Regions from separate parts of the Homo sapiens genome. Here region 2 is linked to region 1. A link is a loop called in an ENCODE intact Hi-C map of the cell type or tissue named here. Cell type or tissue: CD14-positive monocyte. All regions are shown on one strand. Region 1 overlaps MAD1L1 (mitotic arrest deficient 1 like 1). Region 2 holds the start of LOC105375127 (a long non-coding RNA gene).

Region 1 (8,000 bases):
TCTCTGGAAGAGATTTTGGAGAATTGGTATCATTTCTCACTGAAGTAGTTGGTAGAATTCATCAGTGAAGCCATCTAGGTCTGGTGCTTTCCTTTTTGGGAGGTTATTAGTGATCAACTTAATTTCTTTCATAGATACAGCCTGTTTTTTTTCTGGCTGAACCCAGGGCTGGGGTCGTCGCCAAAGTGACTGTAGGAAGTGCCCACAAGGGATAGCCACAAACCCGCCTGAGATGGGGCTGGCTGGGATTCCAAAGAGAGAAGCACTAAACCCTGAGTGATCATTTGAAGCGTTTATTAGGGGAACTTGCCTACAGAGGGGGCAGCAGCTTCCTTGTGACCACAGCAAGACCTGAGTATGTCTACAGGGAGGGGTCTCATTGTGGAGTTTCTATGGGAGTTGAAGGAAATTGGCTCACCGCCAATTTCTATGTGACAGCAACATGCTGATCTTTCTGTTTCAGGCAGTAATGGAATGCTCAAGCCCACAGGGGAAGTATGCAGCTGCCTGGCTCACATGGTGGTGAAGGCCCTCTGTGTGTCTCAGTCAGGAAAGAGAAAGGGAGCTGGGGGTGGGCAGGCCACTAGAAAGACCGATTCATGTGATCTCTTCCTCCTCATGTGAGTTTTGGTGGTTCGTGTCTTTCAAGGAATTGGTCCATTTCATCTAAGTTATCAAATTTCTGGGCGTAGAGTTGCTCATAATGTTTCTTTATTACCCTTTAGATGCCTATAGGATTAGTAGTGATGGCTCCTCTTTCACTTCTGATGTTAGTAATTTGTGTCTTCCTTTTTTTTATTTTTTTTTTTTAATGTTGGTTAACCTGGCTACAGATTTATGAATTTTAAGGAACCAGCTTTTGGTTTTGTTGGTTTTTCTCTATGGAGTTCCTGTTTTCAGCTTCACTGTTTTTTATTGTAATTTTTATTATTTATTTTGTTTTATTTTATTTTTATTTATTTATTTTTTTGAGATGGAGTCTTGCTCTGTCTCCCAGGCTGAAGTGCAGTGGCGTGATCTCGGCTCACTGCAACTTCCGCCTCCCAGGTTCAAGCGATTCTCCTGCCTCGGTCTTCCAAGTAGCTGGGATTACAGGTACCTGCCACCACGCCTGGCTAATTTTTGTATTTTTAGTAGAGATGGGGTTTCACCATGTTGGCCAGGCTGGTCTTGAACTCCCAACCTCAGGTGATCCACCCACCTTGGCCTCCCAAAGTGCTGGGATAACAGGCGTGAGCCACTGTACCTGGCCAATTTTTATTATTTCTTGCTTTAGGCTTACATTGTTCTTCTTTTTTTAGTTTCCTAATGGGAAGCTTAGTTGATTGATTTTAGATCCTTCTTTTTTTCTAACATTTACATTCAATGCTATAAATTTTCCTCTAAGCATGGCTTTTGTTTCATCCTACAATTTTGATAGGTTGTATTTTCATTTTCTTGTTCAAACTATTCTTAAACTTCTCTTGAGACTTCTTTGACCCATGCGTTATTTACAAGTGGATTGTTTAGTCTCCAAATATCTTGGGATTTTTCAGTTATCTTTCTGTTACTGATTTCCAGTTTAATTTTAGTGTGGTCTGAGAGCTTACTTTATATACTTTATATTCTTTTTAATTTCTTTAGGTGTGTTTTATGGCCCAAATGTGGTCTGTCTAGGTAAATTTTCCATATGAGTTTGAGAGGAATATATATTCTGCTGTTGATGCAGTGTTCTGTCATTGTCATTTAGACCCAGTTGATTGATGGGGCTATTGAATTCTGCTGTGTCCTCACTGATTTTCTGCCTGCGGGATCTGTCCGTTTCTGATAAGAGGGTGTTGAAGCCTCCAACTGTAACAGTGAATTGAGCCATTTCTCCTTGTAGTTCTTTCAGGTTTTCCTCGCATATTTTGAGACACTGTTGTTAAGTAGATGCATGTTAAGGGCGGTCATGTCTTCTTGGAGAAATGACCTTTTTATCGGAATGGAGTGCCATTTTTCATTCCTGATCGTTTCCTTGTTCTGCCTGAGATTGATCAAGCTGCTCCACCGTTCTTTTATTTGGGCTTAGTGTGGTCTAGCTTTCTTCCTTTCCTTTCAAAGTGTGTTTATATTTTAAGTGGGTTCCTTATAAACAGCATATAATTGGGTCTTGTTTTTTTAATCCATCCTGACCGTCTTTTAATTGGTGTGTTTAGATCATTCACATTCGAAATGATCGTTGATACTGTTAATACCTGCCATGTTTGTTACTCTTTTCTATTGGGACACTTGTTCTTTGTTTTTTTTAAATCTTCTTTTCTTTATCTGCTTTGTTTGGTTTTAACTGAGCATGTTATATGATTTAATTTTTTAATTCTGTTAGCACAGAATTTTTTTTTTCTTTTGGAGACAGAGTTTTGCTCTTGTCGCCCAGGCTGGGGTACAGTGGCGTGATCTTGCCACCATGCCCGGCTAATTTTTGTATTTTTAGTAGAGACAGGGTTTCGCCATGTTGGCCAGGCTGGTCTTGAACTCCTGACCTCGGGTGATCCACCTGCCTCAGCCTCCCAAAGTGCTGGGATTACAGGCATGAGCCAAGCACAGAATTATCCTAGAGTTTGCAGCATACATTTAGCATGAATCTAAGCCCATGGTCAGATGGCCTTTGACCAGGTCACAGGCAGGGTGGGCGCCTCCCGCAGAACACGCCCATTCCCCTTGCCTCCCGTGCCACCTGCTGCTTCATTTCACCCATCCCTGCACCATCGTCACCCCACACATTGCTGCTCCTATACTTCAAACAATCGTCCATTAGATGAACGAGACTAAGGAAAGTAAGCTAGGCTCAGCGGCTCACAGCTGCAGTCCCAGCGACTTGGGAGGCTGAGGTGGGAGGATCACTTGAGCCCCAGAGGTAGAGGTTGCAGTGAGCTATGATCACACCACTGCACTCCAGCCTGGGCAACAGAGTGAGACTCTGTCTCGAAAAAAACAGATGAATAAAGTAGATTTTATTTTTCCTTATTTGTTACTTCTCTGCTCTGTCTTTCCACATAGATCTGAGTTTCTGACCTCTCATGGGATTCTCTGGAGAATCCACCTCACACTGCTTACAGGGGCCAGGGCTGCCAATGACCAATCTCCCCCAGTTTTCGTTTGTCTAAGAGAGTGTTTTTTGTTTGTTTGTTTGTTTGAGACAGAGTCTCACTCTGTTGCCCAGGCTGGAGTGCAGTGGTGCGATCTTGGCTCACTATAGCCTCCACTTCCTGGGTTCAAGCGATTCTCCTGCCTCAGCCTCCCGAGTAGCTGGGATTACAGGCGCCTATTACCATGCCCAGCTAACTTTTCTACTTTCAGTAGAGACGAGGTTTCGCCGCATTGTCCAGGATGGTCTCAAACTCCTCTGACACCAGACCATCTGCCTGCCTTGGCTCCCCAAAGTGCTGAGATTACAAGTGTGAGCCAGTGTGCCCCGCTGAGAGTTTTTCTTTCTGCTTTTCTTACAGAAGATCATCTTGCTGGATGCAGAATTCCAGGCTGGTGCTGTTTTGTTTCAGTACTTGGATACCTCCCTCCCCTCTCTGCTGCCTGAGTGGCTTCGGTCAGGAGGTCTGATGCATTTCTCACTCTCTTGGTTGATAATGAAGGGCTCTCCCTTCTCAGGCTGTCTTATTTTCCACAGTTGAATATGATATGGCTAAGTGTGGAGTTTTTGGTATTTTTCCTGCTTGATGTTCTCTGAGCTTCCTGGATCTGGGGTTTAGATTTGACAAATCTCGGCCATTATCACGGCAGATACTTACTGTGTTCGCTCCTCGCCTCCTTCTCCTTCTGGTTTTCCTGTCATGAGTAGGTTCCACCTTCACGGTCATCCCACTGTTCTTAGGTCGCCTCTTCTTTTGTTTTCATTGCTTTTTCCTCAGTGCATTTTAGTACGGGAAGTTTCTGTGGACCTGTTTTTACATTTGCTCATTTATGCTCTCATCTTTATTTTTATTCCTATACTTTCTGCATATGTTGTTTTGTTTTTTTTCATTTTTTATGTTGGTTAGTTAGCTTGCTACTTTCAGTTTTAGCCTTTCTACTCTAACCATTAAATTAATACATTTTCTTCTAAGTTATTCATTCTTGAGATTGTGCCACTGCACCGTAGCCTAGACGACAGAGCAAGACCTTGTCTTAAAAAAAAAAAAAAGTATTCTTTTTGCTTAGGCCGCTGTCGTCTCAGATGAAGTTTCTCCTGTCTTGTGTGTGTTTTTAACTAGTGCCTGAAGTCCGTCCGATGTTTTCCTTCGTCTCTGCCCACAGCCACCGGGTCAGCCTCCCTCCCAGGAGGCCCCTAGACTCCGGGTACCAGGGCAGCCCGGGCAGGTGAGAGAGGACCCAGGGAGCTGGCTTTGCTCTCACAGAGGCGGGGTCCTCATGGTGTTCTGCTCTAGCTTGTTCCCATGATGTCAGGGCCGGGCGTCCCCCTGCGGCTCGGTCTCACAGCTGCCGTGTGCCCATGGCGTTCCGTCCTCTGAAGGCTGCTGGGAACTGCAGGGTCAGAGCCGCAGGAAGGCAAGGGTGGGGGCCGCATGGTGCCGGGGCCGGGTGCACGCCTTGATGGGAATGCTGGGGTCACGCTGGGGCTGTGGATAGCAATCTCGGGCCTCGTGAGTTCCTCCTTCCGGCAGCCCAGAGCGGGGGTTAGTGCCCCCCCCGATCATGGAGAGCCACTTCCAGTGGTCTCACCAGTGAGGCTGTCCATGGCACTGCCTCCCCGGGCTGGGCGCTGACCCCGGGACTGTAGGGCCGCAGCCTGGGCGGCTCCTCTGTTTGCAGCACCAGCCGGGGCTCTGCCCCTCCGTGGTCTGAGCGACAGGGCAGCCACAACAGCTCGCAGCTGCTGAGTCCTCTTCCCTCAGCCCTGTGCCTGCCTGGCGGTTCTGAAGATCAAATGAGGTAACGTGTGCTTAAGTCATATGTAGCATTAGCATGCTGTGCTGATGTCACCAATTAAAATCTGCCTGAGTGAATCATACTTGAAAACAGTCAGTTGTCAAAAAAAAAAACCTCGTTTAGGGGCAGCAGGCCCAGGAAAGAGAAGCGAGGGACAGACAGGAGGCGAAGCGTTCTGTAGTTGGTTGTGGGGGCCAGGGCATCCGGCCCAGGAGCAGGCGTGGGCCGAGCACAGGGACGCCGCCTCATGTGCACTCAGCACTGTGGCGTGGCGAGGCGTGGCCTTGCGTTGGGGGTGGTGAGGCGTGGCCTTGCGTGGGTGGAGGGTGGCGAGGCGTGGCCTTGTGTGGGGGGTGGCTGGGGCTGGGCCGGGCAGCCCGACCCCCACCCCCAACCCCTGTGGCCGTAAGTGGCCCTCCTTGCTGCCCTTTCCATTGACGGGTGCTGTCTCCATGTACTTATTAATCCTGGTGCACCTTTTAAGCACTCTTTGGGGCATTCGTGCCCCCGTTTTGCACAAGGAGGGTGGGTTCAGAGACGTTAGGTCCCTTGCCCAAGGGTGCACAGCTGGTCTGTGTCAGATTGGAGCGCAGGACTGTCTGACCCGCGTGGGTCCTCCGAGGCGCTTATTACTGCCGCTTTCGCCTGTCATCATGTTCTCGATGGGCCCCACGGATGCCAGAGTCCTGCTCATTTGGGAAACGACCAGCTGGGATGAGGGTTCCAGAGAGAGGCCTCCTGCCTCTCCCAGCCTCTGTCCCAGCAGGGCCTTCTCCTGTCTGGGGCGATCTTGCTGCTGGGGTCACAGCAGACCTGTCCAGGCTGGTGACTGGGGGTCTGGGGAAAGAGTGGGCAGAGGACTCTGGGGAGGCGGGTGGCAGCGAGGAGATGGTGCCGGCGTCAGTGGGCAGAGCCGTGTCTGCAGCCCCACGTTCCCGCCTGAATCTATTCAGTTTCTTGTGGTGGCTCCATGCGTCGGGAGAGGTAATTAGAACAGGGCTTTTCAGCTATTTATGACCATACATTTCCTTTTCTAAAAAAAGGAGAAGTTGTGGAGTGACTCAGAGTTGGGTGGAGGTGGCTGAGCTGAGGTGGGATGGGCTTGGGAAGAGGCCCTGCAGAGAATGTCGCATGTGCAGAACAGCCTTGGAGCCCTTGCAGAGTGGGCCTCGGCCTTGGGCTGGAGGGGGCGGAGGGAGGGAGGCAGGCTCCACAGCACTGGTGGCAGAGGCCGGGCGGGAGTGGGTGGCGGAGGCTGGGTGAGGGAGGAAGATGGGTGAGGGGCTGCTGCTTCATTGGAGGGGGCACGCGGTACTCAGCTTACTTCTGGGCTTCTCTGGAAAGTGGGGGTTGGTGCTGGGGCTCTAAGGAGGGGCCTCTGCATATGGAGCTGCCTGCCTGCCTCACACAGCCCCTTCAGGCTGCCACTGACTCCCAGGAGGGAAGCCCTCTGTGTCCATGGTGTGGACTTAGGGAGTGCTGGGCGCCTGCCTCACCAGGCGTGGCCATGGCCAGAGGCTGTCCCCATCGTGCGGGACGCGCCTGCCCCACCTGCCTGCTCTCCTGGCCATCTTTCACGAGCAGCTGTAGTCATAGTGGAAGAACCAGGCAGACAGCAGCGAGGACAGAAGTGACCACCGTGGCTGCCGTGCATTCATCGCCTGTGTATGCGGGTTCCGTGTGCCTGGTTTTCTGTGCCATGCTGCATTTGAACTTCGCAGTGAGGCTGAGGCGTTCTCTGCCCTCTCCTGTGTGGTTGAGTGTCCTCACACTCAGAGAGGCTCTTTGTTTTTCCCAAGGTCACACATCTAGTTACGGTCCAGGCAGGATGTGGGCTTCGTTGGGTGTGTGTGTTGGGTCTGACTTGGGGGCTGGCCTGGGCATGCACACCTCAAGTGACCGCTGCTTGGGGGCCACGGGGCCGGTCTCTGCCCACTGCGGTGCCTCCGTCCATATCTCCCCTGCCTGCAGCACCTCCAACAGGGCCGGCGTCCTGCAGTCTCCCGCTCCTGTGGGTGCTCTCACCACCCGCAGCCCTGGTCTCTGTCTCGGCTTCCTGGTCTCGCTGCTCTGATCTCCCCTGCCCTTCCCAAGCCCAGGCCCAAGGGCTGTGCCCTGGGTTTCTTCTTCCAAGGGCACTGGGCCCTATTCTGCCCACTGTCTCAGCCCCTGCTGCCCAGGTGTCCTGCCCCCTGCTATGGCGTTCTCAGCCTCTTTGGGAATCTGTCTCTCATTGCGTGGGAATCATCGGCATGCTTGGGGCTTATACTCAAAAGCTCTGTGGTAATTAGCGCGCCGGAGCACCTGCTGATGAGGGAATGAGCGTCATTATCTCTCTTGCTCTTTCGCAAGGGTCCTCTGGGCGCCTACTCAACGCTGTTCCCTCTGATTGGAGTGCCCTTCCCCACCGCTGCCTCCCAGGGCGCCCAGATCCTTCCTGCAGCCTCCCTGGGTGAGCAGCCCCTCTGCCCGACTATCGCAGGCCAGGGCAGAGCCGCCCTCTACTGCTGCCCCCGGCCCCCATCGGCCGGTGTATCCAGGGCACCGAGGCCCTGTCCTCAGCTGACTTCTTCCAGGTGATGCCGACTGCTCACCTTCTCTTCACATGGCCGTTCGTTGCATGATGAGCACATTCTATTCCTTAGAACCGGGACGTTTCTGTACCTAAGGAGGAGCAGCCAGTGGACAATGTAACTCTGCTGGGTGCTTCTTAAAGCGAGTCTGGGACGCCCCCGTCAGCACTGCCAGCCGCCTGTTTGTTCAGCAGTTAATCACCGCATTTGCTGAGGTGGAAATGAAGTGGACTTGCCCGCAGGTGGAGTCAGCTGTTAAAAAGTCATAGCAAGTCACACCCACACCGTGCCTGCTGTTTCACTACCGGTGACAAAACAGGTTCTTGAAAGGGTACAAACAACAAACTTTCTAATGCTTTTCTTCTGTGCCAGCCAGTGCTAGCCTGGAGTTAGGCTGAAGAGAGCCGTCACGAAGAGAAGCTCTCAGAGATTTACTGATCAATAAAAGAGACAATTACAGCTTGTTTACCAAGGGAAGTCCCCCGCCCCGGCCTTGCGCGGCGTCCGCGCGTTGGTACTGACAAC
Region 2 (8,000 bases), 90 kb before region 1:
CGCCTCCAGCTGTTCGGGCTCTGATGCAGGTCTCCCAGGCGCTCTGCTCTTCTCTGCTGCACTGGCCCGTCACTGTTTCTACCCTGGGAACAGATTCTTCCGGAAGGTTCCCTGCTGCTGCAGCGGTGCTCACCGGAAGGCGGGGCTTCGAGGCCCTTGTGTTTGCAAAGCAGATTCTTACCGAGATCCCAGAACTACCTGTGGGCCTCAAAAGATGGGTCTGACAAGTGTCTTGTGTGAAGGGCCAGAACGGACTCTTTGGGGTTTGCCGGGCAGGTGGTCTCTGTCGAAGACGCTGAACTCTGCCATCGTGCTGTGAGAGCGGCAGCGGCGATTCGTATTTGATTCTGGGTGGCTGTGCTCCATCAAAACTTTGTTAAAAAAACAAAAGTTGTTTACAAAAACAGGCTGTGGGTGGGATTTGGCCACAGGCTGTAGTTGTTGGACCCTGTTAAGAAACCACCGTTCAAGTCGTAGCCATGCTCATCTTCATGAAGATCCTTCTGCCACGTGACGTCGGCTTGGGCCTTGCTGCAGGGAGGTGACCCGCAAGATTGATCCCGGCAGCCAGGCTTTCATTTCTCGCAATTGTCTCTTTCAGGAAAGATGCCCTAGGACCATACACTTTGTGGCCTTAAGGAGGATGGCGTCCTCTGGTGTTGGCCCCGGCTGGGCGGTGCTGCAGGGTGGGAGCTGTGCTCTGTGTAGGGAAGGCCCCCTGGTTCCCTGCTCAGACCGTGGGCTGGCTCAGGGCTCTCCCGCCCGAGGTGTGTTGAGATGGCCTTTGGGATGAGTCATTACCATCCGGCCATTTGCCCTTTTGTCTTTCTCATGTGTCTGGCATGTTCTTCTGGGAACTTTTCATTTTGACATAATGTTACACTGACAGGAAAGTTGCAGAAGTCGTGGAGAATGTTTCGACGCACCCTCCGCCAGCTTTCCCGAGGGTAACGTCTTGTGAGCCCGTGTACAGTTATCAGAAGCTGTAAGGCCTGGGTGCAGCAGGCGCGGGTCCTGACTGCGTTCAGGTCTTGCCGGCTCTCCCACTGAGCTCCTTTTTCTGTGCCAGGATCTGGCCTGGGATCCCCATGGCGTTTGGTGGCCCTGTCCTGCCCTGCACTCTGGGACAGGAGAGAATCTGCTCCTCGGTCTCTCCTGTCGTCGTGACCCCGCCTCTTCGAGAGCACGGGCTGGTGTTTTGTGGATGTTCCTCAGTTGGAGCGAGTCTGATGTTATACATGATTAGGTTGAAGCTATGCATTTTTGGACAGAAAATCTTAAAAGGGATGTCATGTCCCTCTGGGTGTGTGATGTCGGGGTGTGCGACATCACCATGTTCTGTTGCGGGTGTGGTCACTCCGGTCACCTGGCGAAGGCCTCCCTAAATGCATGGCTGCGGCTTTTGTTCTGATAATAAGTATCTTGGGGAAGATGCTTTGAGAATATGCAAATATCCTATTTATTTTATTTTATTTTTTTGAGATAGAGTCTCGCTCTGTTGCCCAGGCTGGAGTGCAGTGGTGTAATCTTGGCTCACTGCAACCTCTGCTTCCCGAATTCAAGCAATTCTCCTGCCTCGGCCTCCCAAGTAGCTGGGACCACAGGCGCCTGCCACCACGCCTGGCTAATTTTTGTATTTTTAGTAGAGAGGGGGTTTCGCCATGTTAGTCGGGCTGGTCTTGAACTCCTGACCTCAGGTGATCCACCCACCTCAGCCTCCCAAAGCGCTGGGATTACAGCTGTGAGCCACCGTGCCCAGCCCCCATTTCTTACAAAAACTTCTCCTCCTAGTTCAAGCATCTATTGGTGCATCTCAGCTGCGGGGCTTGTCACCATGGCCCCAGGGCGGTTTTCTGTCCGCCCGTCTCTTCCGTGTTTCCTGAGTGGGACGCTTTGCTGAGGGAGGCTCTGCCCCTCGTCCCCGTTTCCTGAGTGGGACGCTTTGCTGAGGGAGGCTCTGCCCCTCGTCCCCGTTTCCTGAGTGGGACGCTTTGCTGAGGGAGGCTCTGCCCCTCGTCGAGTAGGTTATTTGTGTCAGTTGCTTCCTTCTCTGTTTTACTTCACGGCCGTGACCCAGTGCTCTGCGGATTCGGTTCATTCACGGTATTTCAGCCTTGGTCACTGGGAGCTCTCACAGTTGGGCTCTCGTGCCCTGTGATTTGCCCTCATCTTTTTTTAAAGCCTTTTTTTTTTTTCAAACTATCTGGCACTGCAGGATGCTCTAAACTTAGATGTTTTTCCTGCCCTTTTCCTGCAGTCCGCCACTTTCCCAGTGAGCCCTGTTTCCTCTTGTTGCCGAGTGCTGCTTAGAGATGAGATGTGGGTGTGGGGTGCTGCCTGCTCCGGGTGTGTCAGGGCCCCAGGGCCCCTCGGTGGACACCCTGACACTGGCTCCATCCAGCACCCCTGGGCTGTCCTCGCCTCCTGTGCTGTCTCCTTGGTCTTGAGAAGCCCAGGTGTCAGCACACACCATGTTTTACTTACCCATCCAGTCCTCACGTGCGCACAGGGTCTTTCTGGAATTGCTAATCCATGGCTCTGTGAGGAGAGGTTGACTTGCGAGGGTGCAGTGTCTGTGGACAGGCCGTTCTGTCCTTGGCCTACCGTTCCCAGTGGAAGTGGCGTTTTCTCAGCACCGTGGGTGCCGTTGTGTTTCCCACTGCCTGGTGTTGTGTTCTTTGTTTGTGGTTCCCTTAGGTTTACCGCTTAGAGCTGGTGTTTCATTTTGAGTCTTTTTCATTCTGGTTGATTAAAAAAAACTGTCTATACAGCCTCATTTGCCCTTCTGCTGTGCAGCTGCGCATTTTCACATGCCTGGGGCTGACTTGCGGCCCCACCACCCCAGACTCCCCTCCCTGGCCACCCCAGCATGCTTTCTGTCTGGTGATTTTGCCTTTTCCAGAACGTCATACAAATATGGCATCTTTGGCTCATGGAGGTGCATTTGGGACTCACCGCGTGGCTGTGTGAATCGCAGCGCTGCTTTTCGTTGCTGAGTGATGCTCCAGGCACGGCTGCTCTGGGACTTGTTTATTCGTTCACTGGTTGAAGGACATCTGTATTGTTTCTGGGTTTGGTGAAATGGAGTAAAGCTGCTGGAAATGTTGGCTTTGTATGATCTAAACTCTTACTTTTCCTTGAGCACATACTTAGGAGTGGGACTGCTGGATCCTGGCATCCTTTTAACTTCAGAAGACATTGCCTTGTGGGTCTCCACAGCGGGAAGCATCCGGTGTGTGCGTTCGCGGTGTGTGCGTTTGCTGTGTGTGCAGGTCCACTCCGCACAGGCCTGCTCCTGCTGGGCCACGCCAGGGTTTTGGGCTTAGCTGCCCCCACAGGGCTGTGTGGGCTGTGTGTTGCGTTTTCCAGCGTGCGGCTGCTGGCCCCAACCTGGCGTCAGACAGTTGCTGTGGTGCTTTCTGCAGCCCCCAGCCGTGTTGGCTTGCACAGCCCTCTGGACTTGTGGTCATCATGGAGTTGTAGCCCCTTTTCCCCACCTGATTTCCCACGTATCGGGATCAAATCTAAGCTGGTTTCGTTTTGCTTCCTCTCAAGTCTTTTGTCTTTCCTCCCTTCCTCCTTTTTCATTGATCTCTGTTCTCCGGTGACTTTAGGGAAAGACTGTACCTCATTCATTCCGAGGCACGCTCCTTGACTAGAGCAGAGAGCAAGGGCTGAGCAGCCACGGTCTCGAAAGCTCCTTGCCGCCTGGGAGGCTTCCACGCCTGGGACTGGGGGCTGGGCAGCCAGCGTGCAGAGGTGGAGGGGTGCATGGAGGCGCCTGCGGGCTCTGAGGCCTGGCTTCCCGAGCCCCTCTAGTCTTCATCTGTGGGACGATCACACAGACCGCATGGTGTGGGGGGAGCGAGGGGCGGGCACAGTGGACGCTCGGTGTGTGTGCTCCTCCTCTCTCCCTGTTTCTTCTTTGTTCCTCTTGTCTTTAATTTACTTTTCGTCGGAGGACTTGGCCGCAGCGTGCCCTGTGGACTTGAGACCGAAGCTCTCTTCTGCTCTTTGTACCCTGCTGCTTCCTGATCCGTTCTTCCTCCCCTCACTTGTGTACAGGACTCGAGGGAGGGATGGGGTGAGAGCAGAGCAAGCCAGGGATGTAGTGAGCTTTGTTTGGACAGGAAGGGTTTGCCCGCGCCGTCATCTCCTCGGCTCTGCTGGGAAACTGTGTTTGAGGGAGATGGTGGGGTCTGAGCGCAGACGGCTGTTGTCCTGTGAGATGCAGAAAGCGCTTCTTATGGGCGTGCACCATGGAATTCCCTGCTCGGACCGCACTGGGGGCAGGCGGTGAGTATCGGTATAGAAGTAGCTTTTATTAATTGGTGAAGCCCGTCACAGATCTGAAAGCATCTTAATAGTCTGAAATGATGGCTCTTCAGCAAGAAAAATTTGATTTGGGACAAAAGGGAGACACTTGAGACCCAAAATGACTTGGCTGTGTTGAGGATGGGAAGGAGGCCTTCATCTGCCGCACGTCTGAGTCACTCCAGAGTTTTCTCCACTGCCAGTGTGAGTCAGAGCGAATCACTGTTGGGTTGTGACTTCAGAAGAAGTGAACTCTGTCTCAGGCTGTATTAATAGAAGTAGATGCTTCACAGGAGAGGAGGTGTCTGTGCGAGTCACAGCCCTGCGGGGTCTGATTTCCGCTTTGGGCGTGGCTTCTGAGCCGGGACCTCGAGGCGCCAAGGGAACAGGAGCAGCCGGGCAGCTGCTCGCTTGGTTGTGCCTGCTGTGTACCGAGGCGTGGGGCATGGCGGCACGGCTGTGAGCGCACAGTCCAGCCACAGAAGGAGGCTTCAAGAATCTTTGCGGTGCTGCCATCTGGACATCTGTGTCATTGAAGTCACAGGAGGAGGCTTCAAGAATCTTCGAGGTGCTGCCATCTGGACATCTGTGTCATTTTGATAACGTGTGTGAGATCAGTGGAGGGGAGCCTTAGGAAAATCGGCTGTGGTTTAATAAACTGAACTTCCCGCTGCTTTGAGCCGGAGCCTCCTGGACTGGAAAGGCGTGGGCCTCATGGCCACCTCCGGCCTGCGCAGCTGGGTCTGCACTCTCACAACTGTGCTGAGCCCACGCTTGTGCCCTTACTAGTGGCCTGACCTCTGCGCTGTGGAGAAGGGTGGATATTGTCGCCAACTCTCAGACTTCTTGTGTGTGTTCAGAAAGTACCCAAACGGATTCAAAGGAATAATTAGCGTATCCTGTAAGATATGAATCTTAATTCCTAAATTACATATTTAGCAGATTGTCCAAAATAGCACTTGTAATGGCAACATTCAATTAGTTTAAAAAATGTATATTATTGCAACACTCGCCATGAGTTTTATTTAGAGGTTTCTAAATATAATGCTATAAAAACACAGAAGTGTTTAAAACTATTTAGACCCACGCAGCCGCAGTGAGCTCTTGCTAAACTTCCTACGTTAACCAGCTCTTGACAATCTTGGATTGTGGGGAAGTCTTCTGATGTAGTCCCTAAAGCTGACACGCCAGAGCATCTCGAGGCTGTTGGGGGCTGTTGCTGGGATCCTGAGGCCGCACACCTCCCTGCTATGAGTTCTGACGTTTACAAACATAGGAAGTGAGTTGAAATGACAGAGTCCTTGGGGCCCCACTCTTGAGTGTCCTCCTGGGGTTGGCGGGCGTGGGGCTCCCGCTGTGCCGGGTTCGGCTCCTGTGTTGCCGTGTTCCCTGCGGCTGCTGCAGCCGCTTCTCGTCACCTGATTGTGTGTGCGCCTCCAGTGCTCTCATGGGCTGCTTAAGGCAGGGACTATCCATGTGGCCTGAAGAAGAAGCCGAGGCCCGGGGAAGTTGCATGTAATTGACACCAGAGGGCTGGCCTCATTTCAGGAGGAGCAGAGCTCGGGTTTTCCGTCTAGGTGGGAGATGGGATGGTGATGGGCCCACAGGCAGGGCCTGTCCTCTGATGGGAATCCGAAGTGGGTGCGGAGGACCCAGAGCTGAGGGTGAGCAGCTCTGAGCTGCAGAGCGGGTGCGGGGAGGCTGTGTGCGCAGCACAGGGAGGCGTCTGGAATGGCCGGGTGGGGGTCTGGAACCCATACTTGGTAGCGCCTGTTTGGTCTGTCCCGTGCTCTTCCTGCGAGCCCTCGCGGGGGCCCTGCACTTCCCCAGGAGCTGCCTCAGAGATGTGCCAGTGAAGAAGGGATGGAACTGATCGTGGATCGGGCCGGCTCCTGGAGGCCACCTGGGCCCATTTCTGACAGCCGCTCCTGCCGCGTCCCTAGCTCAGAAGGAGCTCGAGGCTGAGCCGTTTCCCCAGGGCTGCTGCCTTTGTTTCTCCCATTCTGAAAGGAGATGAAAGTTTCTACTGACCTTAGAGAGAAAGCCAGAGTGAAACCCCCTCTGCCAACCCCTGGCTCCCTGTGAAAAGCCTTCCTGGTAATCAAGTGTTTACAGAGGAAGGCTTTGTTCAGACCCTTTCTGGGGCTCTGTATGTTTAAACAAAGAGCTTTTTAGACCTAAACACAGATGTTCATTTGAAAATGAAAAATCAAATTAAGCAGAACCAGCCTTTGAAAGTTAATGCCCTATAGCAAGTAAAACAAAGGGAGAAAAACACTGTGTTGTAAATTTTACTTAAATAACTTTTTATTTTAAATAAAGTTTTAAACTAAAAAAGTATAATTTGAAAGCCACTCATCTTCCTCTCTGTCCTCCAGTAGAACATCTGTGCTGATTCTGACGCGGATGAATGACATGAATTAAACCAAAACCGTCGGAGCGCTCTTTTTACCATAATTACACCTTGTTCGTTTGTGAGACACAATGTGGGGATGAAATGCCAATTAAGCCTGCTATGATAATGAGGTGGGGCCTGAATAGTGATCAGCGGACATGAATCCCACCGGAATTCATTTGCTACAGCCCCCAAGTTTGTTCTCTTCTGATGGGAATGTTATCGTACATAATGAAAATCTTTAGTGCTCCTTGTATTTAAAAATGATCCATTTTGGGGTTTTTGGTCAGCAAGTTTTAAAACAGGTGTTTTCCGAGCACCTGGATGGGTTTCATGTCCCCACTGAGCATCCTGTTGGTGGGGGGTGGGGGGGTGCCGGTGTCTCCTGTCCCCTGCCTGGACTCTTCTGTGGAGAGCTATGGTGTCACAGCCCGGGACACAGTCCAGCGACATGTGCCAGGCACCATCCCCATGGGTGCCCTTGCAGGTCTGGGTGGCAGCTGAGAAACCATTTTCACCCATCACTGTGTCCAAGCATTTACCATCTCCGACCCTCAAATACCCTCTAATGTTTTGAAACATAGGAAGTGCGTTGAAATTATTGAAAGCACTGTGAAGGAAATGCTTTGGGTGTTGTGGAATGACAGGGTGGGAAAGACGTCACTGGGGGCCAGGCAGGGCCTTACCAGGAGGCAGCATCTGAGCAGAGGCCTGAGGGCAGCCGGGGGCTGGGCAGGGGTGACCAAGCGGGACAGACGAGCTGCTGGGACGCCAGCAGGGCTGGCACAGTGCGGGGATCACAGCATGATTGCAGCGGGCAGCTGTTGAAGACTGGAAGCGCGGCAGTGGCATGGTTACCTCACACAGTCGGAAGAGCGACCTGGAGAAAGAGGCCTTCGGGATGGGGAGCAGGAAGTGTGTCGGTGCGTGAGGATGCAGGGGTCCAGCGAAGAGGCTGTGGGTAGTTCAGGGGGAGGTGGTGGGGTGGCAAAGACCACCCTGCAGTGACCACATAATCCTCGAGGGCCAGCCCCCTCTGCCCCAGGGCTGCTGTGGCTTGGGCTGCAGCCTCTGGACTGGGCTTCCTGCCACCGGATGCTCCGGCAGCGAGACCTCACCAACTCTGACTGTCCCGCCCCACACACTCCTGGCTTACCGCCTGCAGGGAAGGTGCTTGCGACTCCTCTGTGTTGCTAGGGATGTTGGCCCTGCCTCCTTCCACGCCTCCCGGTGCGCTGCCATCCTCAGGCCCTCCGGCTGTCCCAGGCAGCCAGGTGCTGAGTGATGCTGT

What was found. Hi-C counts contacts between places; a loop is a spot of excess contacts. Peaks named below come from ENCODE experiments on the same cell type or tissue, not always from the same donor. Only the 100,000 strongest peaks of a DNase experiment are listed, where the experiment ranks them.
Region 2: it touches region 1 in a loop (2.8-fold over the local background); 4 of 110 quality-filtered maps call a loop at or near these places.

What each region holds. Positions count from the first base shown.
Region 1 is chr7:2,016,919-2,024,918 of GRCh38, reverse strand. The region is part of intron 12 of MAD1L1 (mitotic arrest deficient 1 like 1); the gene reads left to right. Among named protein-coding and RNA genes, the nearest start is that of SNORA114, 68 kb to the left of the region's middle. RefSeq lists enhancers at 4,107-4,926, 4,968-5,117 and a silencer at 5,258-5,307. In CD14-positive monocyte, no CTCF peak of the experiment used is centred here; DNase peaks (open chromatin) are centred at 498, 4,928 and 5,978; H3K4me3 peaks cover 4,152 bases; H3K27ac peaks cover 4,671 bases.
Region 2 is chr7:2,107,059-2,115,058 of GRCh38, reverse strand. All of the region lies in intron 11 of MAD1L1 (mitotic arrest deficient 1 like 1), which reads left to right. It overlaps LOC105375127 (a long non-coding RNA gene), which reads right to left and starts at 4,479. Exons shown (of 2, transcript XR_001745063.2): 1 at 1-4,479. RefSeq lists enhancers at 4,756-4,925, 3,921-5,120, 4,638-5,542. In CD14-positive monocyte, no CTCF peak of the experiment used is centred here; a DNase peak (open chromatin) is centred at 4,548; H3K4me3 peaks cover 679 bases; H3K27ac peaks cover 1,621 bases.